2 separate regions of the Homo sapiens genome follow, and region 1 is linked to region 2. A link is an interaction called in ENCODE POLR2A ChIA-PET data of the cell type or tissue named here. Cell type or tissue: Panc1. All regions are shown on one strand. Each heading gives the region's core, and the rest is flanking DNA. Links, peaks and the distances in the headings are about the cores only.

Region 1 (15,359 bases), core at 4,203-12,202, 140 kb before region 2:
AGTGGATGTTTACTGAGTGAATAAATGAGGGAATGGATGTGCAAGAGAGTTCAAGAACTTGAAAAAAGTTCAAGGGATCAGTAATGTATACACTCAGGAAAATTTTTAAAAGCTAGAAAGATCTGATAGTAAAAGGAGAGGCAAAAAAACTGGATAACCTGGAAAGAAAATGAGCAAATAAAAAATCATTTACATTACGATACCTGGAAGGATAGGTGGGCGTTGTCAGAAGGTGGAATACTGAAGTGTAAGATTTCGAAAACACTTCTGCTAGTGTAAGTGCTGGCCAGTTCTGGGGTGGTCATGAGTGGGGGTGGATTGAGTAAATTGGAAGTGAAGGTCACTGGGATTCAGATCGAGGAACTGATCTGAGGTTGCTGGATAGGTTGCTCAAATGGCTATTCAAGTCATCAGATGAACAGGAGAAGTTGAAGTCAAAGGGAAGACGTTGCAGTGAGTACAGTGGCACGTGCCTGTAGTCCCAGCTACTAGGGAGGCTGAGGCAGGAGGATCCCTTGAGGCCAGGAGTTCGAGGCTGCAGTGAGCCATGACCACTCCTGTGAACAGCCACTGCACTCCAGCCTGGGCAACATACTGAGATACCCCACATTTTCAGTGAATAATCTTGACTAACACTTATAAAGTGCCTACTATGTGCCAGATACTATTCTAAGTGCTTTGCATATATTTATATATTCTATATACAAATAATATTAACAACAACCCTATGAAGCATATTACTGTTATCATCCCCAGTTTATAGATGAAAAATTGAGGCAAGAGAGGAAACTCTGGGGCTTGGCGAGGTGGCTCACGCCTGTAATCCCAGCACTGTGAGAGGCCAAGACAGGCAGATCATCTGAGGTCAAGAGTTCAAGACCAGTCTGGCCAACATGGTGAAACCCCATCTCTACTAAAAATACAAAAAAATTAGCCAGGCGTGGTAGTGTGCAGCTGTAATCCCAGCTACTTGGGAGGCTGAGGCAGGAGAACTGCTTGAACCTGGGAGGCGGAGGTTACAACCAGCAGAGATCGCACCACTGTACTCCAGCCTGGGCGACAGAGCAAGACTCCATCTTAAAAAAAAAAAAAAAGAGAGAGAGAGAGAGAGAGGAAACTCGGCCAAGGTCAGACAGCTAGCAAATAGTAGAGCTGGGAAAGGACTCCGGCTGTGTGGCTCCAGAGCGCAAGGCCTCTGGTCTCGACAGGAAGATGACAGACATAAGAGACCATAATGCTGGGGGTTAAAAGGTGGAAGAGAAGCAGGAACCAGATCTGAAGTCCTTTGTATTTCATGCTGAGTTTTGTAATGACCCTCTTGGCAATTGGCAGACTTTGAAGGAGGTCAGGCCAGGGCATGACAGAATCAGATTAATGTTCTGGAAAGATCTGTCTGGCTGCAGAGTCAGACGGGAATGAATGGTCTGGAGGCGGGAGGGCCCTTCAGAGCCTCTTGCAACAAAGAGGGACTGATAGTGGGCAGGCGCCTACACCTCTGCTTTGGAAAGGAAATGGGGCAGGTGGCAATGTCGGAAAAGGAGCCCAGGACGGCACAGCCTGCAGGAGCCGCAGCCGCCCCATGGGGACAGTTCGAGCTCACCCGGTCCCTAGGCAAGAGAGCACAGTCCTGGCCACCTAGCCCAGAGGGCATGATGGGCCCAGCGAGAAACCCTGGGGCCCCCGCGCGGGGACTGCTCGAAGTCCGCCCGGGGGCCTTGGGAGCTGGGTGCACCCCTTAGAGGAGCCCGGCTTCGTGGGCCCCAGCCTGGCCTTGGGTCTCCCTTCGCCTTCTGAGCTCGGGGCCGGCCGGGAGCTGGGTACCCAGCAGAGGGCAGCACAGGCTTGCGTTCGTCCCGGTCTGAGCGCCGTCTGCACCTGCCCGGGGCCCTGCAGCTGCGCAGCGCACGGAGCAGTGGTGCGCTCTCACCCACCCGCGAGCTCCCACGCACATCCAGGTCCTCCCCGTCCAGCTCGTGGCTCAATACAATACCTAGAAGGCCTGGGGGCCCTCAGGAAGACCGAGGGACAGCAGCCAGCGCGGCTGGGATGACAGCCAGACTCGGGCATGCATCAACAGGCCAGGACAAGTGGCCGGCTCCCTCCTCTCCCATGCCCATGCCTGTGATGCTGCCAAAGGGCAGAGAAATATCAAAAAGCTCCACCGAATCTCCTGGGAGGGAGGCCCCTGCCTTGAGAACAGTCAACCAGATACCCATCTGGGGCCCCTGGGGCAGGGGGCAGGGCACGGAAGCAAAAGCGTTTAGATTCTAGCGGAGTTTTGAAAACTACCCACCCAGCAGGGAAAAACAAAAAGGACTGAAATCCTGGCAGGGAGCTTCCCTGACTCTGGCCTCTCCAAACTGGATGTCAAATCATGAATAGAGGTCCCTAGGTCCCTCCTACTCTAGTTTTTTGTTTTTATAATTGCGGCTTTTTTAACTATTATTTTTAATTCTTGTAAAACATAACATTTGCCATGTTAACCATTTTTAAGTATACAGTTCTATTTTGCATTGTTCCCACTCTCGATTTTTACTGGGATTTCTCACGTACAGAATGAGACACTGAGAAACACTATAAGGAAAAGACAGACCTGGAGACTGAGGAAAGTACATTGGGAATTCTAAGGTGGGCGTGAGAGGTTTTGCAGCCGCTGTGCCTTACGAACTTTCCAGGGCACCTCTGTCCTGAGGGCTTCCACTCTGTACATCCGTCATGCCACCCTCCACGCCCTCCCCATACACAGCCCAGACAGAACCCATGGCTCATCTGGGAGTGGTCAGTGAGCACCCCAAAGGGATCCCTGCCCATATTCAGAAACGGGAACAAGGCTATTTGAAAACTTTGCAATGTTATGGCAGAAATAATCTTTGCAGGATGTAAATGAAAAGTTCCAAGCAATTACGACAAATTTTTGAGCAATTAATGCACTGGGTCTTTAGCCTTCAATGAGCTGGAAAGCTGAGCAAGACAGAACTTGAACCCCTAATAATTATAACAGCTAATACTTACAGAGCGCTATGAGCCTGGCACAGTGCTAACCATTTTACTCATTCAGGTCTTTGCAGTGGAAATGCTGCTATTATCCCTGTTTTACAGAGGAGAAAATCAAAGCCCTGAGGGCTAGCTGGCTTGCTCAAGGTCACAGGGGAAGTAAATGGTGGGGCCTGGATTTGGACCCAGGCAGACTGGCTCCAATAACATGGCTTATGATGGCACCCTTGCCTGATGCTGTGCTGGGAGCTGTATAGACTGAGCCAGTTCCCACTCTGGGAGGCTCAGAAGCTTGTGGAAGGGTGAGTCTGCTAATTTTTTTCTTGGTTTTGGTTTGAGATGGGGTCTCACACTGTCACCCAGGCTGGAGCACAGTGGTGCAATCATGGCTCACTGCAGCCTCAAACTCCCAGGGTCAAGCCATCCTCCCACCTCAGCCTCCAGAGTAGCTGGGACTACAGGTGCATGCCACCATGCTCTAGCTAATTTTAACATTTTTTGTAGAGACAGGGTTTTGCCATGTTGCCCAGGCTGGTCTCAAAATCCTGGCTTCAAGCAATCCTCCTGCCTCGACCTCCCAAAGTGCTAGGATTACAGGTGGGAGTCACTGCACCTAGCCCAGTCCGTCAACTTTGAATAATGTCAGAGTCACTGGTCTTGGGGACCTAGAATTGCCCTAAATCTCTCCATTTTGACAGTAAAATTTCACATGAATACTTTAACAAGGCTTATCAATGCAACCACAGGCTGTCTACGTGCATTCACCAACAATCCTCTTTCCACCAGTCCTTCTGTTTCAGCCTTAGTACACACACACAAAAAATTTAATGTTGCCAAAGGACTTGAGAAAATCCAGAATGTTTTCATACACACATGTCTTGGGATGTGCTGCCTATGGAAGACCTTCCTTTGCCTGTCCCTTCTCCTTCATCCTTGACTTTGCTGTCCAGCTCTTTAAGGGACTTGAGCCTGAGAGCACATGGCCAGAGAGAGGACAGCCCAGGGAGGTGGTGTTATCTCTTGATAACACCAGAAGAGCAGAGAGCAAAAGTAGAACCGGAAGTGTGGTCTGGTTTTCCTTTTTCCTGTACTTGGATTTTAAAGAAGCATATGAGCTCTTATATTTCAAGCTAGTGGTAGGTAGAAAAGAAAAAGTTTTGAAAACAATGTTATTTCAGGTGCACCCAGCAGCTGTGCACACCATGACTTTAACCTCTCCTTTCTTTCACTCCATAGCTGACCTTCTCCCTCAACCTATACCTACTGCATTTTCACTGGGGAAGCAGCGTGAGAAGGAAACAAGTAGCCATGCTAATTGGTGACAACCCACTTCTATTTATTTATCATCACTTAGCTATACTTATCAGAGAACAAAAAATATAGTCTTTCATGCCCAGCACTGGATCAATTTGCAGCTGAGGCATTTATGCTTATACACTTTCCTTTTTCCCTTTGTTATCTGTTCATTATTTTCATTTGTATATACAAGTTGGTGATATTTGATTGCACTTTGAGGCCGAAGCATTTCAACAGATGTTGGATAATAAGGAAGAAAGAACACAGAGGCCGCCCTGCCTGCTGCTCAGGTGGGCTGTGTTTGTATCTGGTTCTTTCAGGATCTGTTTCATTTTTCAGAATATTGTCAAGGTTCACATGGCCCAGTGCAGCTGCATTTGGTGGCTTTTAGAAGTTTCGCAGTCCCAGCCGGGTGCGGTGGCTCACACCTGTAATCCCAGCACTTTGGGAGGCTGAGGTGGGCAGATCACTGGAGGTCAGGAGTTCTGACTGACATGGTGAAACCCCCTCTCTACTAAAAATACAAAAAATTAGCCAGGCATGGTGGCGTGCACCTGTAATCCTAGCTACTCAGGAGGCTGAGGCACAAAGAATCACTTGAACCCAGGAAGTGGAGGTTGCAGTGAGCCGAGATTGCACCACTGCATTCCAACCTGGGTGACAGAGTGAGACTTGATCTCAAAAAAAAAAATGCAATCCCTTTTTTCAGGGAGTAGGCCAGTGAGGAATCTTATCCCAGCACTCATCAGTTAAAACCAACTATTTTTGGCTTTCTCAGCAATGGGTCAGATTTTGCAGAGGGAATAGGATATGAATTCTGTGTTTGGGGGGGTGTCACTCTTCTGGGGGTTTTCTCCTCGCATCCTATTGGATCAACGTCAATGTCCATTTCCATTCCCTCAGACCCGGTTTTTCTACGTTGGCATGACTGGCATCCGGAGGCCCGATAATTTCTTGTTGCTGGGAGCTCTCCTGAGAATCGCGGGATATTTTAGCAGTATCCCTGGCCTCTGCCCCCTAGCTGCTAGTAACACCAACTTCCACCCCTCACCTCCAGTTGTGACAGCCAAAAATATCTCCAGACATTGCCAAACGCTCCCTGGGGGAACACAATTGCCCCTGTTTGAGAATCACTAAGGTAATGGGTAGAAGCCAGGGATTCTGCAAAGCATCCTCCAATACACAGGACAGCCCCCCATAACACAGAGCATCAACCCAAAACGACAATAACTCTGAGGTTGAGAAACCTTGCCCTGTTTAACTTGGCAGAAGTCGAGTTTTTTGGATTTTGCAACCTAACAGATTCCTAATACATCCCTCAATAAGATTTTTTTGCCCTGATACAATCAAGGAGATTGAAAGAATTCTGTTAAAGATAAACACTTTGAAGAGGGAACATGTGCTTATCCTAAACCTGGGGCCATCTGACACTTTGTAGAGATGTAGCAAACCCCTTCGAAGGGAAAGGGGAACTGACCAGTGGGATGCTGAGGTTGTGATAGGCGATGTGACAATCTCAGTGGTGACCCAAGAGGCCACCTTTCCCCTTCCACGGTTTCTGTAAAGAGTCTCCCACTGGGGACTTCACAGCCACAATATTAGGAGAGGGGGCAGCAATAAATCCAACAATTCATGCTGTGAGGAGGAAGAGTCCAGCTGCTCAGTGTCCTTGGGTCAGATCTGGTTCTAGAATCTACCACAAGAGCTAACAACAGGACAGAAGATTTGCAATCAGCACCATCTCAGAGGTTCTGGGACACGTGGATGCCACCTCCTCTCTCAGAAGGGAGAGACTCCACTCCTTTCCAGTGGTGCCGATTCTGGGATGTTGGAAACTCGGAGGCATTCTGAAGCAGCTGCCTCTGCTGAGAATTTTTTTTTTTTTTTTTTTTTTTTTTTTTTTTTTTGAGATGGAGTCTCGCTCTGTCGCCAGGCTGGAGTGCAGTGGCGCCATCTTGGCTCACTGCAAGCTCCGACTCCCTGGTTCAAGCGATTCTCCTGCCTCAGCCTCCCGAGTAGCTAGGATTATAGGCATGTGCCACCACACCCAGCTAATTTTTGTATTTTTAGTAGAGATGAGGTTTCACCACATTGGCCAGGACAGTCTCGATCTCCTGACCTTGTGATCCACCCACCTCAGCCTCCCACAGTGCTGGGATTACAGGCATGAGCCACTGCGCCCGGCCCAAGAACTCTTATCTTGTCCTTGTTCTCACCTTACAAAACCCACTATTCTGCTATTTCCCAGTGGGTTACAAGACAGAATAAGAACACTTAAGATAGTGATACCAATGCTGGAGGTTTCGGTCAATCTCTCAAAATCAAGAGGATGATCAAAAGTGGGGAACTGTTAAATCAAGTTTAGCCTAAATCTGCCTCCTTACATATTTAAGTTCAGCCTACAGGTTTCTCTGTACATAATGAACTATAACCTAAATGGAGGTGTCAACAGACTGTAGCCTACTCTTGTGCCAACCACCTAGTTTCGGTCAAAGGGGGCTAACTGTTCAAACTACTCAAATAAGGTAAACACGAGCTGTAACCAATCCGGATGTTTCTTACCTCACTTCCATCTCACTTCCATCTCCTGTAAGTCCATTTCCATTTTCTGTCTATAAATCTTCTACCACACAGCTGCGCTGAAGTCTCTCTAAACCTACTCTAGCTCAAGAGGCTGCCCGATTTGTGAATTGTTCCTTGCTCAATTAAACTCTGTTACATTAAAAATAAAAAGGCTGGGCGCAGTGGCTCATGCCTGTAATCCCAGCACTTTGGGAGGCCAAGGTGGGCTGATCACCTGAGGTCAGGAGTTCAAGACCAGCCTGGCCAACATGGTGAAACCCCATCTCCACTAAACAGAATACAAAAATTAGCCAGGCGTGGTGGTGGGTACTGTAATCCCAGCTACTCAGGAGGCTGAGGCAGGAGAATCGCTTGAACCTGGGAGGCAGAGGTTGCAGTGAGCCAAGATCCCACGATTACACTCCAGCCTGGGTGACAGAGCAAGACTCCATCTCAAAAAAAAAAAAACAAAAAAAAAAACTGATTTACTTGAGAAGCAGGAGAGACTTCCACTTGGTGTATGCAGCTCCCAGCAGGATTGCTCTTACTAAACCAACACGAGAAACAGTTTCACCAGAGGCAGCCAAAAAGAACTAATTCGATGCACTTTGGTTGTTTTGAAATCCATTTTCCATTCTCAGTGATTGCCATAGCCAAGGGTAGCTCCCAGTGGCCCTGCATGGCCCACCCAGTTGGTAGCTGAATGGATTTCAAAGGGCTTCCGCTGCTTTCTAGAGAAAGAAACCTGTGCGGCTCCCAGGCCTCAAACTGTCCATAGCTCAGGAAAGTCCTGGGAATGCCCTCCTCGCCCCCAAGGTGGGGAACACATCAAGATACACAGCTCCCATTCGCACATGCAAACTCCCATGGCTGAAAGAGTCCTTAGTCCTTGGCCTTATAGGGATTGATGTTATGGAAGGATTCCATATTACAGAGAATTTCCTCTGCTTGATGTCGTTCAGTCTCCTTGCTTCAATTTCCCAGGGACAGAGGTTGAAAACAGCCCCCAAATATGTCCACATTCTGATCCTCAGAACCTGTGAATGTTACCTTATATGGCAAAAGGGATTTCTGCAGCTGATTAATCTTAAGATGGGGAAATTGTCCTGGATCATCTGGATAGGCCAATGGCATCACAAGCATCCTTATAGCAGGAATGTGGGAAGAACCAGACACAAAGAAGGCAGCCGGGCACGGTGACTCATGCCTGTAATCCCAGCACTTTGGGAGGCCAAGCCGAGCAGATCACTTGAGGCCGGAAGTTCAAAACCAGCCTGGGCAACATGGTGAAACCCCATCTCTACTAAAAATACAAAAATTAACTGGGCGTGGTGGTGGGCGGCTATAGGCCCAGCTACTCAGGAGGCTGAGGCAGAAGAATCACTTGAACCCGGGAGGTGGAGGGTGCAGTGAGCCGAGATCGCGCCACTGCACTCCAGCCTGGCAACAGAGTGAGACTGTCTCAAAAAAAAAAAAAAAAGAAAGAAGGCAGGCCAGGTGCGGCGGCTCACACCTGTAATCCCAGCACTTTGGGAGGCTGAGGCAGGCAGATCACGAGGTCAGGAGATCGAGACCATCCTGGCTAACACAGTGAAACACTGTCTCTACTAAAAATACAAAAAATTAGCCAGGTGTGGTGGCACGTGCCTGTAATCCCAGCTACTTGGGAGGCTGAGACACAAGAATCACTTGAACTCGGGAGGCAGAGGTTGCAGTGAGCCGAGATCAGGTCACTGCACTCCAGCCTGGGCGACACAGCAAGACTCCATCTCATAACAAAAAAAAAAAAAAGGCAATGTGACGGCAGAGGAGAGACTGCAGTGATGCTCTTTGAAGACGGAGGAAGAGACCATGAGCTGAGGAACCCAGGCAGCTAATGAAAGCTGGAAGCTGCCAAGAAGCGTCTCCCCTCAGAGCCTGCAGAAAAAAACAGCCCTGCCAATACCTTGACTTTAGCCCAGTGAAACTGACTTCAGATTTCTGTTCTCCAGAACTATCTAAGAATTTTTTTTTTTGAGACAGAGTCTTGCTCTGTCGCCCAGGCTGGAGTGCAATGGTGTGATCTCGGCTCACTGCAACCTCTGCCTCCCGGGTTCAAGTGATTCTCTTGCCTCAACCTCCCAAGTAGCTGGGATTACAGGTGCGTACCACTACACCCAGCTAATTTTTGTATTTTTAGAAGAGACAAGGTTTCATCAGGTTAGCCAGGCTGGTCTCAAACTTCTGACCTCAGATGATCCACCCACCTCGGCCTCCTGAAGTGCTGGGATTATAGGCCTGAACCACCGTGCCTGGCGGCTGCAGTCTTTTCTATGCACAGCTCTTGCTGCTTCCTGACATGAGACCTTCTCAGCACTTTCTGCCCTTTCCTGAGAAACTTTTTCCCCTCAACAATGAAATATGTATACTGAATACCCACTCCATGCCAGGCACTGTGCTAGCTGGTAGGGGACTAAGATGAATAACTTCAGGAAGCTGAACAGGACACATACCCCTTTTGGGGTTTAAATGTTTATATGGTTTGGATGTGTCCGCTCAAAATCTCATGTTGAAATGTGATCCCCAATGTGGTAGGTGGGGCCTAGTGGGAAGTGTTTGGGTGATGGGGGCGGATCCCTTATGAATGGCTTGGTGTTGTCCTCACAGGAATGAGCAAGTTCTCACTCTATGAGTTCACATGAGATCTGATTGTTTGAAAGAGGCTGGCACCTCCTCCTCCTCTTGCCATGTGACAGACTGGCTTCCTTTGGCCTTCCGCCATGATAAGCTTCCTGAGGACTCCCCAGAAGCAAATGTCAGCCCTATACTATCTGTACAGCCTGCAGAACTGTGAGCCAAATAAACTTCTTTTCTTTAAACAATCTAGCCTCAGGTATTTCTTCATAGCAACACAAAAAGACTAACACAAATATATAACTTATGTAATTTTTGGCCAGGTACGGTGGCTCACACCTGTAATCCTAGCACTTTGGGAGGCTGAGGCAGGCAGATCACTTAAGGTCAGGAGTTCAAAACCAGTCTGGCCAACATGGTAAAACCCTGTCTCTACTAAAAATACAAAAAAATTAGCCAGGCATGTAATCCCAGCTACTTGGGAAGCTGAGACAAGAGAATTGCTTCATCCCGGAAGGCGGAGGGTGCAGTGAGCCAAGATCACACCACTGCACTCCAGCCTGGGCAACAGAACGAGACTTTCTAAAAAAAAAAAAAAAACACAAAAAACAACAACAACAACAACAACACTTACATAATTTCTCTTTCTTTCCTATAGCAGATGTTGGTACTCTGCCCATATCTTGCAGGGCTCACCACTTCAATGTGCTCTTCCAAATGCCAATATCTGCATCTGTTTCCTAAGGGTTTTCTCCAGAGGTGGTTCTGCCTATGTACCCAGCAGCCTGGAGGTACCCAGGGATTCACACCAACTCCCGCCTCTTCAACCAGTGACTGATATGAGTTAGAGCATAAATCCATCAGCTCCTTCATCTCTTAGGTGGGATCACTGTTTTTGATACAGGGTCTCCCTCTGTCCCCCAGTCCAGAGCGCAGTGGTGCAATCACGGTTCACTGCAGCCTCAACCTCCTGTGCTCAAGCAATTTTCTTGCCTCAGCCTCCCGAGTAGCTGAAACTACAGGTGTGCCACCTCACCTGGCTAATTTTTAATTTTTTGTAGAGACGGAGCTCACTATGTTGCCCAGGTGGTCTCAAATTCCTGGCCTCAGGTGATCCTCTCACCTCAGCCTTCTAAAGTGCTGGGATTACAAGTGTGAACCACCTCACCTGGCTTATTTTCATGTAATCATCAGCTTGAACCTCAATTGAAATAATCAATTCTATCAAATTAGAAACGTGCAGGTTTACAGAGCACCCACTTGGGCCCTAGCTCAGCTCTGAGCAGCCTATTTTCGACTCTAAGAGCTGCAGGTGAAGATGAACTTCCCAGAAGCGTCCTTCTGGCTGGGGTTGGGGCTGTCCTGGAGCTGTGAGGGGCCATGCTGTCTTCAAAGACAGGCTGGAGGAGAGACCAGCAGACATCACCTTAGTCATATGGCTAAAGTAACATCACCAGTAATGAGACATGTCAACATCACATGCCCCTGATGTGGCCTGCTAAAGAGAGCACAACCTCACTTCTGAGATATTCTTGCAAAAAGGCATAACCTCCATCTAATCATGTGAAAACATCAAACTCAAACTGAAAGACGGTCTGCAGAATAAGTGTCAGGGGTCAAGGTCAGGAAAGAGAGGAACTGTCACAGGTAGGAGGAGGCTAAGCAGACAAGACAAGCGACTACACGCGCCATGTGTAGTTGAGATCTGGGAACACAAAAGGGACATTCATGGAAAGACTGGTAAAACCCGAATAAAGTCTGCAGTTTAGTAAAGAGGGCTGTCCTGATGTTAAGATGCTAACTTTAGGGGAATTTAGGTGGAGGGTAGATGGGAACTCTTTTGTAAGCTTTAAATCATCTTAAGATAAAAAGGCTTTTTAAAAAAAGCTTCAGCTGGGGTCCGGGCATGGTGGCTCGTGCCTGTAATCCCAGCACTTTGGGAAGCTGAGGCAGATGGATCACCTGAGGTCAGGAGTTCGAGACCAGCCTGACCAACTTAGTGAAACCCCATCCCTACTAAAAGTACAAAATTAGCCAGGCATGGTGGCACATGCCTGTAATCCCAGCTACTCAGGAGGCTGAGGGCAGGAGAATTGCTTGAACCCAGGAGGTGGAGGTTGCAGTGAGCCAAGATCAAGCCATCACGCTCCAGCGTGGGCAACAAGAGTGAAACTCTATCTCAAAAAAAAGAAAAAAATAAAAGGAAAAAAAAAAGCTTCAGCTGGGCACAGTGGCTCATGCCTGTAATCCCAACACTCTGGGAGGCTGAGGTGGGAGGATCACTTGAGCCCAGGAGTTTGAGACCAACCTGGGCAACATAGTGAGACCCTGTTTCTAAATTTAAAAAAAATAATAATTAATTAGCTGGACGTGGTGACACGCACCTCTGGTCCCAGCTACTCCAGAGGCTAAGGCAGGAAGATCGCTTGAGCCCATGAGTTCAAGGCTGCAGTAAGCCATGATCACGCCACTACACTCCAGCAGTGGCAACTGAGGGAGACCCTGCCTCCAAAGGAAAAAAAAAGCTTAAAGACAGGTAAAAGGAGACAAAGAACAAGCTGGAATTAGACTCTGTGGCAAGGAATGTGGCCTTAAGCTCTACTCCTAACAGTCACATGCATAGATGATAGACTTACTCTAAACTTTTTCACTCTTCTTTTTTTGCCTTTCTTCTGGACACTTAGAAATGTCTCCAACAGGCCAGGCACAGTGGCTCACACCTGTAATCCCAGCACTTTGGGAGGCCGAGGCGGATGGATCACGAGGTCAAGAGATCGAGACCATCCTGGCCAACAAGGTGAAACCCTGTCTCTACTAAAAATACAAAAAATTAGCCAGGCATGGTAGCGGGTGCCTGTAGTCCCAGCTACTAGGGAGGCTGAGGCAGAAGAATGGTGTGAACCCGGGAGGCTGAGCTTGCAGTAAGCCGAGATTGCGCCACTGCACTCCAGCCTGGGCAACAGAGTGAGACTCCATCTCAAAAAAAAAAAAAAAAAAAAAAAAAAAGAAATGTCTCCAACAGAAAGTGCTTAGAGTTCTGACCCAGGAGAAATAAGAGGTAAACAGCCTAGTTTCCAGCTTCACAGGCAGCTTAGGGGGAAGCAACTCAGCTTCAGAGAGCTGCACTTAACTCTTCACCACCACGACTGACACAGGCACAAGAACCCACCTGCCTCTCCAAGGCCCTGAAAGCCCACCCGATGTCGCTTTCCACACTCCTATCCTACATCCTCCTCTAATCCTCACATTGACTTGATTTCACCTATATTCAAATACTGGGGAGGAAAAGAAGGGACGATGTGAGCCCTCCAGTCCTCCCTGTCACCCTGCTCGTGGACTAATCCTGAGTCATTTTTCACAACTGTATTCCTTGCCGGTGTTGAGGCAAATAAGTCCGCCTTTACCTAGAACATACAGTTCAATACCAAATTGTTTACAACAGTTTTATTGCTCCAGACTTTGAGGGAGGCTTTGAAGAACTGCCTGTACCTTGTCCTAACTCTATTACTCAGATTAATGGTCGGCCAGCGTTCCCTTTCTGGTCAGTCACTTCCAGGGGATTTTGCAAAGACTCATGGGTTAGTATTTGGAAAGAACTTAAACTTCCTCATAAATAAAAATTCTTATAGCTGAAAATTCTGATGCCTTATAATGAGTCCTTATAAAATTCCAAGGCACTTGAAAATGTACATTGCTCCCAAGCATCGTTATTACTTATATGCATAAGCAGCTACCATTAGGAACACATATGATGTGATAGGCAGTGAGTTATGCTCAGTATGTGCGTTAGTCCGTTCTCACACTGCTATGAAGAACTACCTGACACTGGGTAATTTATGAACAAAAGAGGTTTAATAGACTTACAGTTCCACAGGCTGTACAGGAAGCATGGCTGAGAGGCCTCAGGAAACTTACAATTATGGCAGAAGGCGAAGGAGACGCAAGCACGCCCTCACAATGGCGGAGCAGTAGAAAGAAGAAAGGGAGAGGTGCCACACCCTTTTAAACCGTCAGATCTCGTGAGAATTCACTCACTATCACGAGAACAGCAAGGGGGAAATCCGTTCTCATGATCCAATCGCCTCCCACCAGGCCCCTCCTCCAACTCAACATGAGATTTGGGTGGAGACACAAATCTAAACCATATCCTTATGCATAGGATCTCATTCAGCTGAACCCTGTTGCTGCATCGATGTAGGGAGATAAAGATCACCTGTGCCCTGGACTTCCTGAGTCACTGGTTGAAAAAGAAAGCAGGCGAGGCACAGTGGCCCACACCCATAATCCCAGCACTTTGGGAGGCCAAGGCAGGAGGATTGCTTGAACCCAGAAGTTCGAGACCAGCCTGGGCAGTATAAGGAGACCTCCCTCCAACCCCAGTCTCTACAAAACTTTTTTTGTTTTTTTTGAGACAGAGTCTTGCTCTGTTGCCCAGGCTGGGGTGCAGTGGCACGATCTTGGCTCACTGCAACCTCCACCTCCCAGGTTCAAGCAATTATCCTCCCTCAGCCTCCTAAGTAGCTGGGATTACAGATATGTGCCACCATGCCCGGCTAATTTTTTGTATTTTTAGTAGAGAAGGGGTTTCACCATGTTGGCCAGCCTAGTCTCGAACTCCTGACCTCAGGCAATCCAACTGCCTCAGCCTCCCAAAGTGCTGGGATTACAGGTGTGAGCCACCGCGCCCGGCCTCTACAAAACATTTAAAAATTAGCCAGATGTGGTGGCTCACACCTGTAGTCCTAGCTCTGAGGCAACAGGATCACTTGGGCACAAAAGGTCAAGGCTGCAGTGAGCCATGATTGTGCCACTGCACTCCAGCCTGGGTGACAGAGAGAGAGCCTGTCTCAAAAAAAGAAAAAGCAAGGAGCACACTTGTTTTTGCACCTTCTGGGAGGACTGAGGCCACCAGCAGTGGATGGAGCGGACAGAACTCCCAGGCACTGTGCCTGGCCCAGGGCAGGAACTCAAAATGCAAATGGATGGCATTTCTTTTAATTATCGCAAAGTGAAATGAGCCGTTACTGGAGATACCAAGCATGGGTCAGGGAAGCAGAAATTGATATTGATAATGCAGGGTTCTCTGCTCTTCCGTCGTTGTAGCTAAAACATGCACAGTATTGACAGAGGCTGGAATCAGCTCCTGAAATCAAGCCCTTTCTTTGGCTATTCTCTGCCTCCTCAAGTCCACAGCTTCTTTCCGAAAGAAGCCCAGTTGTCTGGGTTTGAAGGCCCTGAGCACCAGGAGCGCGTTTGGGAGATGTTATCGGAGTGCTCTCTGTCTCACCCAGAGTTTCCCGGGAACACTGTCGAACACTCCTCAGAAGTACATTTATGGTTTGGCTCATTTTCAGAGAAAAGGACATGAGGGAGCAGAGTCAAAGAGTCAAAAGAGCAGACTTTCGACTGTGGGAACCAGAGTCACTAAGTACAGAGTAACACAACTTGTGTTACTGATGCTCGAGACTCAGCGGGGCCTTTGCACGTGAATAGCCACCAGGTGGCAGTGTTATTCTCTCGAAAGGCTAAAGGCTGTGTGTGGCATGTGCCTGTGTGTGTGTATGCCTTGGTGGTGGTGTGTGTATAATGTGCAGTGTAGTGTGTGTGGTGTGTATGTGCGTGGTGTGTGATTATGTGCATGATGTGTGCGTGTGATGTTGTATGTGTGTGGCATGGGGTAAGGGGTGTGTATATGGTGTGTGTGATTCAGTGTGCGTGTGTGAGGTGGTGTGCATGGTATATGGTGTGGCATGTGGCCTCTTGTGTGCACAACCCTGTGTCGAAGCTGGGAGACAGCTTCCTTCTCATCCACCCACTACCACTCAGCCCAACAACCAGCTCACTCTCCTTCACCCTCTGCCACTCACGCACACACCCTCCTCTTGCCACCATCC
Region 2 (15,359 bases), core at 5,950-13,949:
TCTCCCTCCTCCCTAGCTTCCCCAGCTGATGAAGGGTCGGGGGCTCCCTGTTTCTAGCCCTGCCCTGCTCCCTGCTTTCTTTGCTGGCTCCAGGGCCTGGCTGTCTCTGCAGCTGTAGGACTGACCGTCCCCACCTCCATGGCAGCCTCCTACCAGACCTTAGGACGGAGCTTCATGATCTGGTGGTCACCTGCCCCTCCCTGTCCTCCTCCTCTTCCCCAAACTTTGTTGATGCCTCACCTTGGCTTTGACTCCATTCTCACAGCATATTGTTTTTGGCAACCGTTATTGACATACAATTCACATACCATGCCACCTGCCTCTTTAAAGCACACAGGTCAGTCATTTTTAACATGTTCACAGAGTTGTACAGTCACCACCAGTCAATTTTAGGACATTTTCATCACCTCAGAAAGAAACCCTGTATCCTTTAGCCATGATGCCCAGTTCCCAACCCCCAAGCTCTAAGCAACCACTTACTTCCTGTCTCTATTTGCCTATTTAAATTAAAAAAAAAATACTTTTAATGCCATCTTTGTAGGGTTTCAGGAGGGAAGGGAAAGAAACTCGTGAATTCACTCAGCCTTGTTTCATGGGCAGTCCTTGCCATGTATAAAATATTAAAATTCAAAAACCATCTGCCTGTTTCTATTTCTACCTTCATAGTATTGACCCATGGCCGAGATGGGACCTTTCCTCTGGGTCTCTTTCTTTTCCTTCTTATGCCCTTGTTTAATGTCTCTGTTTGACCTGAACTTCTCTTTTCTGGAGCTGGGCGTTGTGAAGCCCACATCAGTGGCCTTCGTCTCCTCTTGGCTTCTAGCACTTTTCTTTTTTTCTTTTTTAGAGATGGAGTCTAGCTATGTTGGCCAGGTTGGTCCTGAACGGCTGACCTCAGTCCTCCCGCCTCAGCCTTCCAAAGTGGGATTACAGGCGTGAGCCACTGCGCTCGGCCTCTGGCAGTTTTCAAGTGTCTGTAGAGCCATTGTGCAGAGGAGTCGCCTTGGGGAGCTGAGTCCACGCCCCTCCGATATCTTCTTGGTTCAGAAGTAGAGGCTGTGGGCTGTGTGAAAATACATAGGACTTTTAGGCGCTTAATATATTTTACTATGATGCATTTGCTCTTTAGCCAGCACCTGCTCTTTGGAGAGCACTGGTGTGGGTAATTTTGCAAAGTGGAATCTGGAACTTTAAACCAGTGAGGGAGAGAAGACAAATACACAAGCAGACAACAGTACCTATTACAAGTGACGATGAGTCCACCTGCAGGGGTGGAGTCACCAGTTAGCATGGCCTAAGGATTGCCCTGAATGGGTACTGGCCTCTTATCATCCTGGCTGCTTCTGGAGAACCCTGTCCCCATCTCCTCTGGAGCTCCAGGATTTCTCTGTTGGCTTCGCACCCCACCCTGCTCTCACAGCCTGCCTGGCTAGTGCTGACTTGCTGGTCGCCTGGCCAGTGGGTGCCCACTGGCTTCCCTCCCTGAGGCTGCCTCCCTTCCAGAGAACTGGACAGCTAGGAGTAGACACCTTAACAGCATGGTGAGGACTTCTTAGCCCACTTCCTCTTTGTCTTCTCTCTAACAGCGGTTTCTCCATGCCTGTTCTCCTCCAGCTTCTCTTAGAGTGTTTGTTTCGGGGCATGGGTACCACTGCTATGGTTTGGGGTTCCTGGCCCATGTCACATTGTGGCTGCGCATCCCAGTGCTCTGCTCTCTGTGGGGCCTGGTCTGTGAGCCCGGCCCTGTGCAGCGGTGTTGTCTGTGTCAGCATGGTGTGGAGGTGTGGGGTGGGCAGGGTTAGACGGGGGCGGTTAAGATCATAGCCCATCTTTGGTTAGTGCTTGATGGGGAAGACACAAGTCTCAAAGTCAAAAGCAAGAGTCACAGGGGACCCAGAAATGCTGAGATGTTTTGTGGATTGATGAAATTTTGTTGCCCTTTTTTTGAGATAGGGTCTCCCTCTGTTGCCCCAGACTGGCGTGCAGTGGCGTGATCATTTTGCTGCCTTTTAAGAGAAACCTGTGTATTCTTTTTCGTTTCTGACTCCAGGTGACCCTTCTCCTTCTTTTTTTTTTTTTTGAGATGGAGTTTTGCTCTTGTTGCCCAGGCTGGAGTGCAATGGTGTGATCTCGACTCACTGCAGCCTCCACCTCCCGGGTTCAAGCGATTCTCCTGCCTCAGCCTCTCGAGTAGCTGGGATTACAGTCATGTGCCACCACACCCAGCTAATTTTGTATTTTTAGTAGAGACAGGGTTTCTCCATGTTGGTCAGGGTGGTCTCGAACTCCCAACCTCAGGTGATCCACCTGCCTCGGCTTCCCAAAGTGCTGGGATTATAGGGGTGAGCCACCACACCTGGCCCCAGGTGATCCTTCTAGTGGCCGATACCTAGAGTAGGACTGGAGGCACATCCACATTAGGAGAAAGGCTGTGCTTTTGAAAGTGAATGAAATGCAGTAGGGAACCGGTGCCAGCACTCTGCGAAGTACCCAAGAATCCCCTCGTTTTTCTTTTTCCTCTGATCATACCATCATCACCTCACAACTTCTTCACTTTCTCTTCTCAAGAATATTAATTTAGTTTTTCCCATTTAATTTTTAGAAAAAATAAAGGAAGAAAATAGCCTTTTAATGTCTGTGTGCTTGGCACTTTCCATGTTACTTGTTTCCATTTGTAGAATAACCCTGTGATACGGCTGTTAACTATTAGTTCCCCTTTTGGAAGATGAGGAAATTGAGGCTCTTCCTTCAGTAGAACCTGAAGAATGAGTTCTTCATACTTGGCTAATGGAGATAAGTGTGTGTTGGGGGAGGCATTCCAGGTCAGAGGCTATCCAGAAGGGCAAACTAAGAAGGAAAGCTGGGCCTGCGAAAAACACACGCGGAACCGCAGCAGCTCATGGTTGGGGGCAGATTGTATTGGGAATTTGGTGTGAGGCCAAGAAGTTTGGACTTAATTTGGAAGGTGATTCCAGGATTTTTAATAGGAGGAGTGATAGCTATAATTAAAAGGAATTTTAGAAAAATTTATCTGGAAATTCTGAACAAGAGGCTGGAGACAGGGAGAACAGAGCATTGGTCTCGGTGTGAGGTGAGATGGTCAAAATAGAGGACCGACAGCGATTATAAAGAGAATGAGGGCGCATCTGCAAAATAGCGCCAGGGAAGTGGGCAGGGCCCAGGGAGAAGAATTGGAGGTGAAATTCTTAGTTTGAGAAAATAATGGTATTGAAAGAGAGGAGTCTGATATTGAGTAAGAGATGACGAAGTTAGTTTAAGAAAGCTGAAATGGTTGTGGGATATCTGATTGTACATACCCGCAAGGCACTTGAACTAGATATCTCAAGAAAAACAAAAACCAGATTTGAACCTCTCTGAAGTGAAGTGACTGTGGTTTGATGTGGGGGTGTTTAGTGAATACAGTTTTAAAAAATCAGAAGTCTGAAGTTTAAACCGTGGACAATGTGTGCATTTATAGATTGCCCTTTAGAGATTTAAGAAATTTAAGAAAATTTCAGCATACATTGGGAACAGTTGAACTAATTTTTTAAAACTTCCCCTGCATGCTCTCCCTTAGTAATAATAGGTGGCCTTTTTGCTTTTATCGTTCAATATGTTCTTCATATAAAAATTAAATGCAGCTGGCCATGGTGGTTCATGCCTGTAATCACGGCACTTTGGGAGGCCGAGGCAGGCGAATTGCTTCAGCTCAGGGGTTTGGGACCAGCCTGGGCAACATAGTGAGACCTTGTATCTACAAAAAATATAAAAATTAGTCAGGTGTGGTGGTGTGCACCTGTAGTCCCAGCTACTTGGGAGTCTGAGGTGAGAGGAATGGTTTGAGCCTGGGAGGGGGAGGCTGCAGTGAGCCGAGATCACGCCACTGCATGCCAGCCTAGGCAACCTAGTGAGACCTTGTCTCAAAAAAAAAAAAAATAATGTATATGGTTAAGATGGTAAATTTTATGTTTTGTGTGTTTTACCATGATTAAAAAAAGCTAAATGTACACCTGGCTATATTTTAAAGGGAAACGGTAGTTCCTATTTATCGGTGTTAATTTTTAGAATTGAAACCCCAGTTATATTGCTGTTGTGGAAGGAAAGGCTGGCATTGTTAGACGATACCTGAAGGATGGAGAGAGAGAGAGAAATAATTTCTTTCCTTGTGATCCCTATAACCAAATTCTTAGGAGGGACCTATTGTTTTTTAATAAGCTGTTATTTCATATATTAAGTGATCAGTGATCCAGTTGTTGTGTTGCGTACCATTGGCCAAAAAGATAAACCAAATAAATCATTTATCATCTCCGGCCACAGACTGGGGCTGGCTGTAGTCGTGGAAGATAATCTGAATGATTTTGTGTGCAGAAATCATAGAGAATGCAAACTTTTGAAATTCTATTTCTTTCTTTTTTTTTTTTTTTTGGTTGAGACTGGGTCTCACTCTTGTCACCCAGGCTGGAGTGTAGTGGCACGATCTTCGCTCACTGCAACCTCCGACTCCAGAGTTCTAGCAGTTCTCGTGCCTCAGCCTCCCGAGTAGCTGAGACTACAGGTGCGTGACACCATGGCCGGCCAATTTTTGTATTTTTAGTATAGACAGGGTTTCACCATGTTGGCCAGTGTGGTCTTGAACTCCTGGCCTCAAGTGGTCTACCTGCCTCGGCCTCTGGAAGTGCTGGGACTACAGGTGTGAGCTGCCAAACCCGGCCTGAAAATTGTGTTTCTAATAACCTATGGTTTAAAAGTTGCTACATCATTTTGATTAGTCGCTGACCTTGAGGCAGTTTACTGGTGAGAGGAGAAAATGGAAAGCCAATATCCAGAGCTGTTAAACACTGTACGAATTACTTCTTTTTTTAGGTTGCTTTTCGCCAATATTCTTTGGAAGTAAAAGGATTATAGTATACAACGTCTCATCCCGGCTCTCCCCTGCATTTTCACATTCCCAGGTTCTCCATTTTTTTTTCTTTCTTTTTTTTTTTTTTTAAGACAAGGTCTGGCTCTGTTGCCCAGGCTGAAGTGCAATGGCACAAACATACTCACTGCAGCCTCTGCCTCCAGGGCTCAAGCTATCCTTCCACTCCAGCATCTGGAGTAGCTGGGACTATAGGTGTGCTCCACCACGCCCATCTAAATTTTGTATTTTTTGTAGAGATGGAGTTTTGCCATGTTGTCCAGGCTGGTCTCAAACTTGTGAGCTCTTGGCCTCCCAACATGCTGGGATTATAGGTGTGAGCCACCATGCTTGGCCGGTTCTCTTTAACTATTCACTATTTCTATCTTACTTTAAAAGCAACCAACCACCAACAACTAAAGTCTGTGCCTTATTTGGATTTCCTTAGTTTTTACCTATTGTCCTTTTTCTGTTCCAGGAGTCCGTCTAGGATATCACATTACATTTAGTCTTCAGACTTTACTTGGCCATGACCATTTCTCAGACTTCCCTTGTTTTCGATGACCTTGACAGTTGTAAGGAATACTGGTCAGGGATGTTGTAGGAGGTCCCACCATTGGGATTTGTCTGATGTGTCTCCTGTGGTCAGGCTGGGGTAGTGTGTCTCTGGGAAGAAGGTCTCGGAGGCAGTGTGCCATTCTCATCACAGCCCGGGGACATACTGTCCGTGTAACTTACCACAGTTGATGCTGACCTTGACCACCTGGCTGAGGTTGTGTTCATCAGGTTTCTTTCTCCGTGGTAAAGTTGCTTTTTTCTCCCCTTTCCGTACTGTCCTCGGAAGAAAGTCATTGAAGGGGCAGGGAGTTCTTCACTGCATAAGGGTGGGGCATCTACATAAATTACTTTGGAACTTCTGCACAGGGGATGGTTTGCATATCCTGTTTAGTTATTCCATCATTTATATCAGTATGCATTCATGGATATTTATTTAATATTTTGGGTTGTAACACAACACTACTTTATTTTGTTGCTCGGATTGTTCCAGTTTTCCATGGGCTTCTATGTCCCTTTGACACGCCCCATCAGTGTAGTTTTTTTGTTTTTTTTGGAGGCAGGGGGACATTCAGCTCTTTCTTACCTTCTGACACTATAAGATTCATTGGTAGGTGCATTTCCTGCCCATTCCTAGATCGGTCATTTCTCCGAGGAGCCCTGGCTTCGTTCAGTGGAGAATGGTGTGGGAAATGCAGCTCCGGGCAGGTTGTCTTCCTCACTTTTGGTTGTTGTCAGGCACCTGCACCGGTGCTGGGTTCACCTTCTCCCATGACCTCACTTTCTTCTTTTTCCTATCTAATTTTGCCATAGATTGCCCAGCTCTGATTTTTACAGCTGTCAGATTTTTAGAAGACCAAGCTAATACAAAATTATTATTACTTGAAAGAGAAATTGGCTGCTTCTTTATGTGATCTGAATTCCAGTATTAATACTATGTAGGAATCTGGCTGTAAAGATTGAATTTGGATTGATAGTGTTTTTGGACTGTGATTTGTCTTTTATTACAGCATCCAGGAACTTTACAGATTTATGAACCATAGTGAAATAGTTAAAAACTTATTAATGTTAAATTTTAACAAAGACCCAAATGTCAGAGTTTTGCATTTCTGTATAATTCTTGGGGTTCCCTTGAGAAAACTCACTTGCGAGGTTCCTGAGGACCTGGAAAAGATGGCTCACAGGTCTCACCTCCTCCTCCACCTATCTACAGAGGAGACAGCCTCATGTTTTGCAGGGTGCAGAGAAGCAGGGGTCCTTTCAGATATGACCATTAAGGCTGCTGCTGCTGCTTATGAGTTTTTTGTTTGTTTGTTTTTTTAAAGACGGAGTCTCGCTCTGTTGCCCAGGCTAGGGTGCAGTGGCATGATCTCGGCTCACTGCAACCTCCGCCTCCTGGGCTCAAGCGATTCTCTTGCCTGAGCCTCCTGAGTAGCTGGGATTACAGACGCGTGCCACCACGCCTGGCTAATTTTTGTATTTTTAGTAGAGATGGGGTTTTACCATGTCAGCCAGGCTGGTCTTGAACTCCTGACCTCGTGATCCCCCCTGCCCACCTTGGCCTCCCAAAGTGCTGGGATTAGAGGTGTGAGCCACTGCACCCAGCCGAGAAGTTTTTTGTTTTTTTTTTGAGATGGAGTTTCACTCTTGTTGCCCCAGGCTGGAGTGCAGTGGTGCGATCCCGGCGGAGAAGTTTTATACCCAGTGAAGTGTTGTGTCTGTGTATATTCATAATTTTGTGGTCATTTGGGGGTTGCAAAGATCAGGAGGGTTCAGGAGAGGATGGTCAGGTAGCTGTGCTTCCGGTCAGCATGTCTTCCGTCTGCCTCCCAGGTCCTGACGTGGTAGATTTCTCATTTGTGCCTCATCCTCTAATTCTGATCTCTCCCAAGGCTCACTCCCAGCCAGTGAGTTCTGTTTTTGACAAGGTGAGCCCCTGAGCTTCCCACAAGACTTCTAGCACCAGTCCTTCCCCATAAAGATGATGCCCACTTACCTTCTTTCCTTCTTTTGCTGAAAGCCGCAGTCTGACTAGGAAGGTTAATAAATGAGATGACCACAGACTGTTTTCCTGAATGTGATACTGGCCAAATAGGTCTCCTGCCTGGTTGTAGGTCTCTTTTCTGTGATTCTTAAATGAAAAGGGTAGGAGTATTCTTTGACATTCTCTAACCACTGGTCACTCATTGTTTGAATGTTATGCTGTTTTGTGCTGTGTGTTTAATTATGACAAGGCTCCCTCTAAATATCAGTAGCCCCTTTCCATATCCCTGGGGTTGAGTGTATGCTGTTATCCTCATTTTTTAGGTGGAAAATTTTTGGACACAAGCCAGGAACAAAGGGAATGCTGGTGCTGGAATGGAATCATGTTGCCACGGGTGTTGTGCTCTCCCACTTATTGTTTGTGTGTTGTGTAGCTGGGATGTTAAATGCTCTTTTTCTTCATGAAAGTTTGTCCATAGACAATTTATTTCAGGGAACTGTATGGATAGGCTTTGTATGTCCTTGCTTATTAATAAATGACGAGAGTGTAGATCGGTAAGTTGTTTCATAGAGCTGAAGAAAGAAATAAACAGGAAATTCATCAGCTCCCTGCATCCATTCATTCATCATTCATTGATTTATAACTAGCAAAAACATAAGAGAAAAAAATAAACATTCAAATAATAGGAAAAGTGAAATACAGTAAGGCATCTTTTTGTTGCCTTTGATATTAGCTAATAATGACATTAGCTTATGAAGTTGAGGGACAAGATGCAGTAAAAGTAACTCTAATGCATAATTTGCAACAATAAAAGTTTCTGCAGCCTTTTGGGAAATCATTTTGGCATTTGTATTCATGGATCAGAAAAAATGACCTGCAGTTAGATCAAAATTTGGTGACTACTGACATCCGTGTTTTTGGAGATTTGTAATACTCATTAGCATAATAGTGGCTCTTGCCTGAAAGAAATCTGTTTAACTTCAGAAAATCCAGCATTTGCTATGTGCATTTCAGTCTTGTCTTTGTGAAAGACCTAATAACATCCTACAGAACTAGTATCTGTGTTTTATGGTTTGTGAAATGCTGCCTGAAGATGTTTTTTTTGGAGATGGAGTTTCGCTCTTGTCCCCCAGGCTGGAGTGCAGTGGTGCGATCTCGGCTCACTGCAACCTCTGCCTCCTGGGTTCAAGCAATTCTCCTGCATCAGCCTCCTGAGTAGCTGGGATTACAGGCATGCACTACCACGCCTGGCTAATTTTGTATTTTTAGTAGAGACAGGGTTTCTCCATGTTGGTCAGGCTGGTCTCAAACTCCCAACCTCAGGTGATCCGCCCACCTCAGCCTCCCAAAGTGTTGGGATTATAGGCGTGAGCCACCGCGCCCAGCCTGCCTGAAGATTTTTAATGTTTTCCTAGAGCAGGTGAAGGTCATTGACAAAACATAGGATTTAGAGGAACATGTTGGGAGGGAATATGAGGGCTTTAGTTTTAAGTTTGACCTCGTGTAGGGAGAGCCAAGCAGAATATCATCCCAGCAATGGAAAGACGACTCTTAAGGCAGAATTAGGACTAAAGATAGAAACCCGTTTGTTCTGACTGTTGTGACCATGGGAGTTGCTGAGGTTGCCTTTCAACAAAGGTAGATAACAAAAGAGAATCTGAAGGGACTCATGAAAGGAGAGAAGAGGAAGAGCCAGTGAGTCAGGAAAAGCCAGGTGAGCTTGAGGCAGTGCTGTGGGGTCCACGAGAGGAAAGGATGACCAGAAAATGAAATTCTGCAGAGGTCACAGGCAACATGAAAGATGATTAGCAGCAAAAACAGGCACGCGGGAACACGGATTGGGAATGGATCGTTGCTGGAGTGTTTTCTGGCTGTGAGACTACACTATTCAGCGACGGCATGCACTTTCATTTGGACCCAGGAGGAAGGGCCACTCAGGGAGGCGCTATGGCCACCTCAGGTCACTAGCTAATAGTAGTAAATAGGGCAGCAAGGATTTCATCTCCAAAGCTGTCTCCTTTGTATTATGTCACATAGCCTGGGTTTTCCCTTTTTAACTTTTAGGTTGAAATAATTTTAACTTAAAGTTTTGGCTGGGTACAGTGGCTCACATGTTTGTAATCCCTGTGTTTTGGGAGGCCAAGGTGGAAGGATCACTGGAGCCCAGGAGTAACCAGCCTAGACAACATAGCAAGACCCTGTCTCTACAAAAAAAAGAAAAAATAAATGTTGCAAAAATAGGACAGAGAATTTCTGTGTACTCATTTACCCAACTTTACTTAAAGGTCACATCTTGTAATTCTAACACACTTGTGAAAACTAAAAAATTATCATTCGTACAATACTACTAACTAGATTTCAGCAGTTTTTTACTAGAGGATGGTGTTTGTGCACGGTCCTTTTTCATTAGCCTTACAATGTACAGTCATAATTTTGTTTTCTGAGTTGTTTAGGTTAGTTTTTTGTTCCCTGAACCCTTCAGTGTAGTCATGTTATTCATTTGTATGAATGACCAAAATTACAGTTGGTCTTAATTTTGGACGCCCCCTCCCATTCCTGGTTTTTATTTTTAAATTTAATATTTACACACAGTGAAATTCTCTAGTTTATTTTTTTTTTGAGAAAGAGTCTCGCTTCATCACTCAGGCTGGAGTACAGTGGCGTGATCTCAGCTCAGTGCAACCTCTGCCTTCCAGGTTCAAACGATTTTGCCGCTTCAGCCTCCCGAGTAGCTGGGATTACAGGCATGCACCACCAAGCCCAGCTAATTTTTGTATTTGTAGTAGAGAGAGAGAGAGGGGGTTTCATCATGTTGGCCAGGCTGGTCTCAAACTCCTGGTCTCAAGTGATCCACCCGCCTCAGCCTCCCAAAGTGCTGGGATTACGAGCATGAGCCGCCGCACCTGGCCTGAAATTCTCAAGGGTTTGACAGATGCACAGAAACATGTCTCCACTACCACATTTGTGATACAGAACTATTCCATGAGCCCTAAAATTCTCTCCTTCAGCCTGGTTTGTTTTTTTTTTTTAAGAGACAGGGTCTTACTCTGTTGCCTAAGCTAGATTGCAGTGGCGTGATTGTAGCTCACTGTAGCCTCGACTTACTGGGCTCAACCAATCATCCTGCCTTGGCCTCCCAAAGTGTTGGAATCACAGTCATGAGCTACCACGCCCAGCCCTGCCTGGATTTCAATGGTGGTTTTGAGAGAGTGGATTGTCAGAGTGCTGGGGAGATACTGGGAGGAGCAGGATATGTCCCAGTACTGGAGAACTTGAGCCATGAAGGCTGCGTGGCAAGAGGACAGAGCACCAAGGGTTCCAGGGTAAGGCTGGAGGAGATCTCTCTATGCCACTAGGCAAATGGGATAGGAATTACCCAAAATAGAAGGGACAGACCAAGCTCACTGTGGAGGATCGGCTTGGCAAAGCCAGCATGAAGGTACAGGCAAGATTTGAAGGAATGAAGCTGTGGGAGACCTCTTGACTGGTGACTATGATTTTTTAAGTTAACCTCAGAAAGAAAAGGGGGGATGGAGTTTAGAAGAGGGAGAGATTAGTAACATCTGCAGGCCACAGCCTTAGGCCAGGCAGGGTTGCTCAAGCCTTTAATCCCAGCACTTGGGAGGGGAGGCTGGAGGATCACTCGAGGCCAGTTTGAGACCAGTCTGGGTGAGAGCAAGACCCCATTTCTACAGCAAATAAGAATTAGCTGAGTGTGGCGGTGCTTGTAAGGATCACTTGAGCCCAGAAGTTCGAGGCTGCAGTGAGCTATGATCATGGCACTGCACTCCAGCCTGGACAGCAGAGCCAGGTCCTGTGTCAAAGGAAAGAAAAGAAGCAGCCCTTGTCTCTTGGCAGGATGGGAGTTAATAAGGAAAAACAAAATTGCAGTGCTAAATGACGCTGAGGACCTGCTGTGGAGGGCTACAGGCACGCCCTCAATTTCCCTGGAGCTTCTCTCCTGGAAAAAGCAAAGGAGCTCTCACTGTAGCTGAGCTTTCGTTTTGACCCAGAAGAGTTTGGAGTTGGGGAGTGAGCTTTCTTAGAGAGCTGTGATGTGAGAAGTAGGCCGAGTGGGGGAGGTTGAGCTTTCAGAGAAGGCTGAGGTTTGTAGGGACAGGGACTTTCCCTTAGTTGCTCCTGATGTGCGAGGTGGGGAATGGATGGGGGCGGGGAGCCTACTTTTATAACCTTGAGGGAGGAGTGTGGAATAACTGCAGCAAAGGGCTGGGGCTGGCTTCACTCCTCTATTTCCCAAGGTCGTGACCTGGTTCGTGGCATTAGTATGTGACTCCTGTGTTGATATTTCCAGAAGCAGTTTGAATTTCAGATCAGGAAATCTGTTATATTTCAGATCAGGAATATCAAGTGTTAGCTGAAGAAGAAAACATACTACCTTGAGCAAAGTATTTGTATATCCATGATTGGTATCATCAGGTTTAAGGAAACCAGTAAATAACTATTTTGGATAGTAGCAACTATATTTGCTAATTTCTTGTTAACTCATACAGAATTAACAAAACATACATTTGTTCTTTGACTGTGCGTATAAACTGTATTTGTACGCTATGTGTTACCCTGGTGTAGGCTGCTTAGAAAATGAAGCTCTTGTGCTGAGAGGGGGCAGAGTGTGATCAGGGTGCCCAGCAGTGCTGACAGGTCAGAGGGTCCAGGCGACTTGTTGGTGTCCCATTGTGTCAGCTTTCTTCCCTGTGGCCGGGGAGGAACCTTTAGACCTGCAAGGTGCTCTGGGCTGGCTGTCTCGACTTAATCAGGGTCTGATTAGTGTGAAGGCTAAAGGTAAAATGAAACTTTTCTGTGGCATTTGTCACTGGCATGGGACCTTCAGATGGCAAGTAATTAAGAGATTCCATAGCTTTTTTCATAACTGCTTATTTTTCTTTTCCACATTTTTTCATGTGTGTGTCTGCGTGTATGCTATTTTTTTGAAATCTGAGAATCTGCCATTTTTGGGGCCCAGTCTCTCCCACCCCTGCCTGCACTTCCTAGAGAGAGGCAGTGAACCATGGCAGCTGCTCCAGAGGCGCGGCTGATCAAATTTTTTAAAAAAACTTGGCCCCCAAACTGACCCATGTCCCCAGCTGGTTTAGGAAGAGTGAAGAAGCATGAGGTCGACCTGCGTAGCTGAACCGATTTGGTGTTTGGAATGGAAATGCAGTGAGAAAATAGGTTTCCCTGATATGCAGTCGAGATTGAAGTGGGATAAAAGCGGCAGAAGATCAGTTGGAAGAGAAGAGAGAAGGTTTTTTTTCTTTTCTTTGGTGGAAGAGATACAATGTGCAGAGCCTTGGAAATTCTAAAGATGTAAGAGATTGGTGATGGAGGCAGAGCTAAGGTTTGCATAATGATAATGGGAAGAGCAAGAATTTGAATGTAGGCAGCCAAGAGAAGTCAATCCCTGTGTTTCTTGAAGATGTATAAAAACTGGGGATGCTAGCTAGATTCATTTTCTAAGAGGAGGAAATTAAATTTGAAACATTACGTAATATAAACATAAGTTATAAGAACATTTTATATTTGAAGGAAAGATAGGAAAGATGAAAACATGCTAGATCCATTCATTTATTGAATTATTTTTTTGGGGCCAGGCACAGTGGCTCACACCTGTAATCCTGGCACTTTGGGAGGCTGAGGCAGGAGGATTGTTTGAGCTCAGGAGTTCGAGACCAGCTTGGACAACATAGTGAGACCCCATCCTAAAAGAAAGGGAAAGGAAAAAATATATATATATAAAAGAATTATTTTTTTAAAAATTCAGCGGAATAAAAAAGATACAATGAAGGGTCTCAGTGGCCAGATAGTGCTAGAAAATAAGACTGGGAATCCCAAAGCAGACCTTGTATTATTACAGTTGTTTTATGGGAAGCCTTTATAATACTGCCAAGATGGTCAGTAGACTTTGATTTGTTTTTCTCTAAGTAGGACTGTTATGATTTAGAGGGTATTGATTTTCATTAAGGGAAATGTTAGTTTCTGTATTAAATAGGGAACCAGCGTTTTCACAGGTCAGAGGAGGCAGACCTTGGCTGGATTTAGGCGTGCATCTTTCTGTTTCAGGATTAAAGTTGGGATTTAATGGTTAGGCTGTGCCTATGCCTTTAATACTGACATTCTCTAATTGGAAATTGGGAAACCAACAATTTTTTTATTGCAAAGGAAGAAGAATTTTGTTACAAAGTATGAGAAGTATGATTAAGGGGTGAATAGGTTTTTCTTACGTTTTTCTTTTGACTTCATAACTTTTGACTTCTGCCAACAAAGATGAAATAGCTTTTCATAATTCTCAGAGGCTTTGAGTAGGAAAGGAAATGTTTTGTCTCTGTGTCATACGAGAAAATAAAGTGATCATGTGACAGACCTGAGTTCTTTCAATTTCCTTTTTTGTAAACAGGTCTGATTCCCTCAGATATTGTTGATGTCTTTGGGTGAAAGAACATTATACATTAAGCACAAATGCTATTAGTGAATTATAGGTCATTTATATAGGGTTTACTTTTAAATTAAAAGACCATTGGCCAGGCGTGGTGGCTCACATCTGTAATCCCAGCACTCTGGGAGGCCGCGGCGGGCGGATCACGAGGTCAGGAGCTTGAGACCAGCCTGGCCAACATGGTGAAACCCCGTCTCTACTAAAAATACAAAAATTAGCCAGATGTGGTGGCAGGTGCCTGTAATCCCGGCTACTCGGGAGGCTGAGGCAGGAGAATTGCTTGAACCCAGGAGGCGGAGGTTGCAGTGAGCCGAGATCACACTGCTGTACTCCAGCCTGGGTGACAGAGCAAGACTCCGTCTCGGAAAAAATAAATAAATAAAATAAAAGACTATTATTGCCTTTGAAGGGAGATGTATTTTATAGGGCATAAGTGAAAGACATTGTTAAAATAACTAAAGCTAATTCTGTTTGAAAATCAAACTGTTGAGGGAAAGGGAAGCTAAAATGAGATCGTTCTATTTTATCTTTTAAAAGAGAGGACTGAGATTTATTTTTGTAATGTTTTTAAGCAAAAGAATCTATTTTTAAGACAGTAGTACTTAGGAATTGGGGTGGAAAGCGAAGAAAACTTTCAGACATAAACATTCCTCTTTGTATTCAGTATAACTGAGAAATGAAGTGGGAGTTATACATTTTTTTCCCCTCCAAGTGGAATGGAACACTTGCTCTTGCCTTCCAGAATGTGGGAAGGGAAAGGGTAATAGGACAATGTGATTGTGGGTATGAAAAACATTCCTATAAACCAAAAAAGAAGTGTGAAGTTACAGAGTGGTATCCATTCCATTAGTTATACAACCCCAGAGAGGGGAGTCCAGGCACCACAGTGATCTCGGGTTTCAGACGACACGATGCGCTTTCGGTTGGCCACTGCACTCAGAAATGCCCATTATGCATTTTCAGCTTCTAGTCGGCCTTCCTGCAGGTGAACTAGGATGACTGACTCACTTTTTAAAACTACCATCAGTTCACTCTGACCTCTTACCACGTCCCACTGCTTCACGCTGGACTCCCCCACGTCCCCCATGAGAAGAGTATAAACCTTAGGTGGAGTAGAGGGATGGGGACAGGGTGAGGCTGGATCACTGTGGAGAAAGAGTTGCTTCTCAACCCCTTGAGGGGTTTGCAGGCATGGGAGTTCCTCTCTGGGGCCTTCTAGATCCTAACTCTGCTTTAGCTGGGCAGGTAGGAAAAGATGGGGTGATGTGGAGGTCAACAAGTTTAGCATTAACTCAGTGATTCAGTACGGCTGCTGTGCATGCGTTTATAAATCAGGAGGTTCCTGTACGTGCAACAGCAGAAAAAGGTGAGAAGAGCCATATTAACCTTCCCAGGGTTCATAAGAATGTCAGACAGTCGCACTGCCGACCACTCAAGTTTGGTTTCATGGGGTGACCTTTCCTCATTCATGT

The links. Peaks named below come from ENCODE experiments on the same cell type or tissue, not always from the same donor. Only the 100,000 strongest peaks of a DNase experiment are listed, where the experiment ranks them.
Region 1: POLR2A ChIA-PET joins it to region 2 with 7 read pairs; 3 of 35 experiments call an interaction of 5 or more read pairs at or near these places.

The regions. Positions count from the first base shown.
Region 1 is chr18:58,766,778-58,782,136 of GRCh38, forward strand. It overlaps LOC105372146 (a long non-coding RNA gene), which reads right to left and starts at 13,441. Exons shown (of 4, transcript XR_935537.3): 1 at 13,381-13,441. RefSeq lists a silencer at 1,765-1,914 and enhancers at 1,995-2,144, 8,182-8,683, 15,273-15,359. In Panc1, for the core only: no CTCF peak of the experiment used is centred there; no DNase peak of the experiment used is centred there; H3K27ac peaks cover 328 bases.
Region 2 is chr18:58,900,430-58,915,788 of GRCh38, forward strand. All of the region lies in intron 2 of ZNF532 (zinc finger protein 532), which reads left to right. Among named protein-coding and RNA genes, the nearest start is that of ZNF532, 43 kb to the left of the region's middle. RefSeq lists an enhancer at 15,105-15,359. In Panc1, for the core only: no CTCF peak of the experiment used is centred there; no DNase peak of the experiment used is centred there; H3K27ac peaks cover 2,454 bases.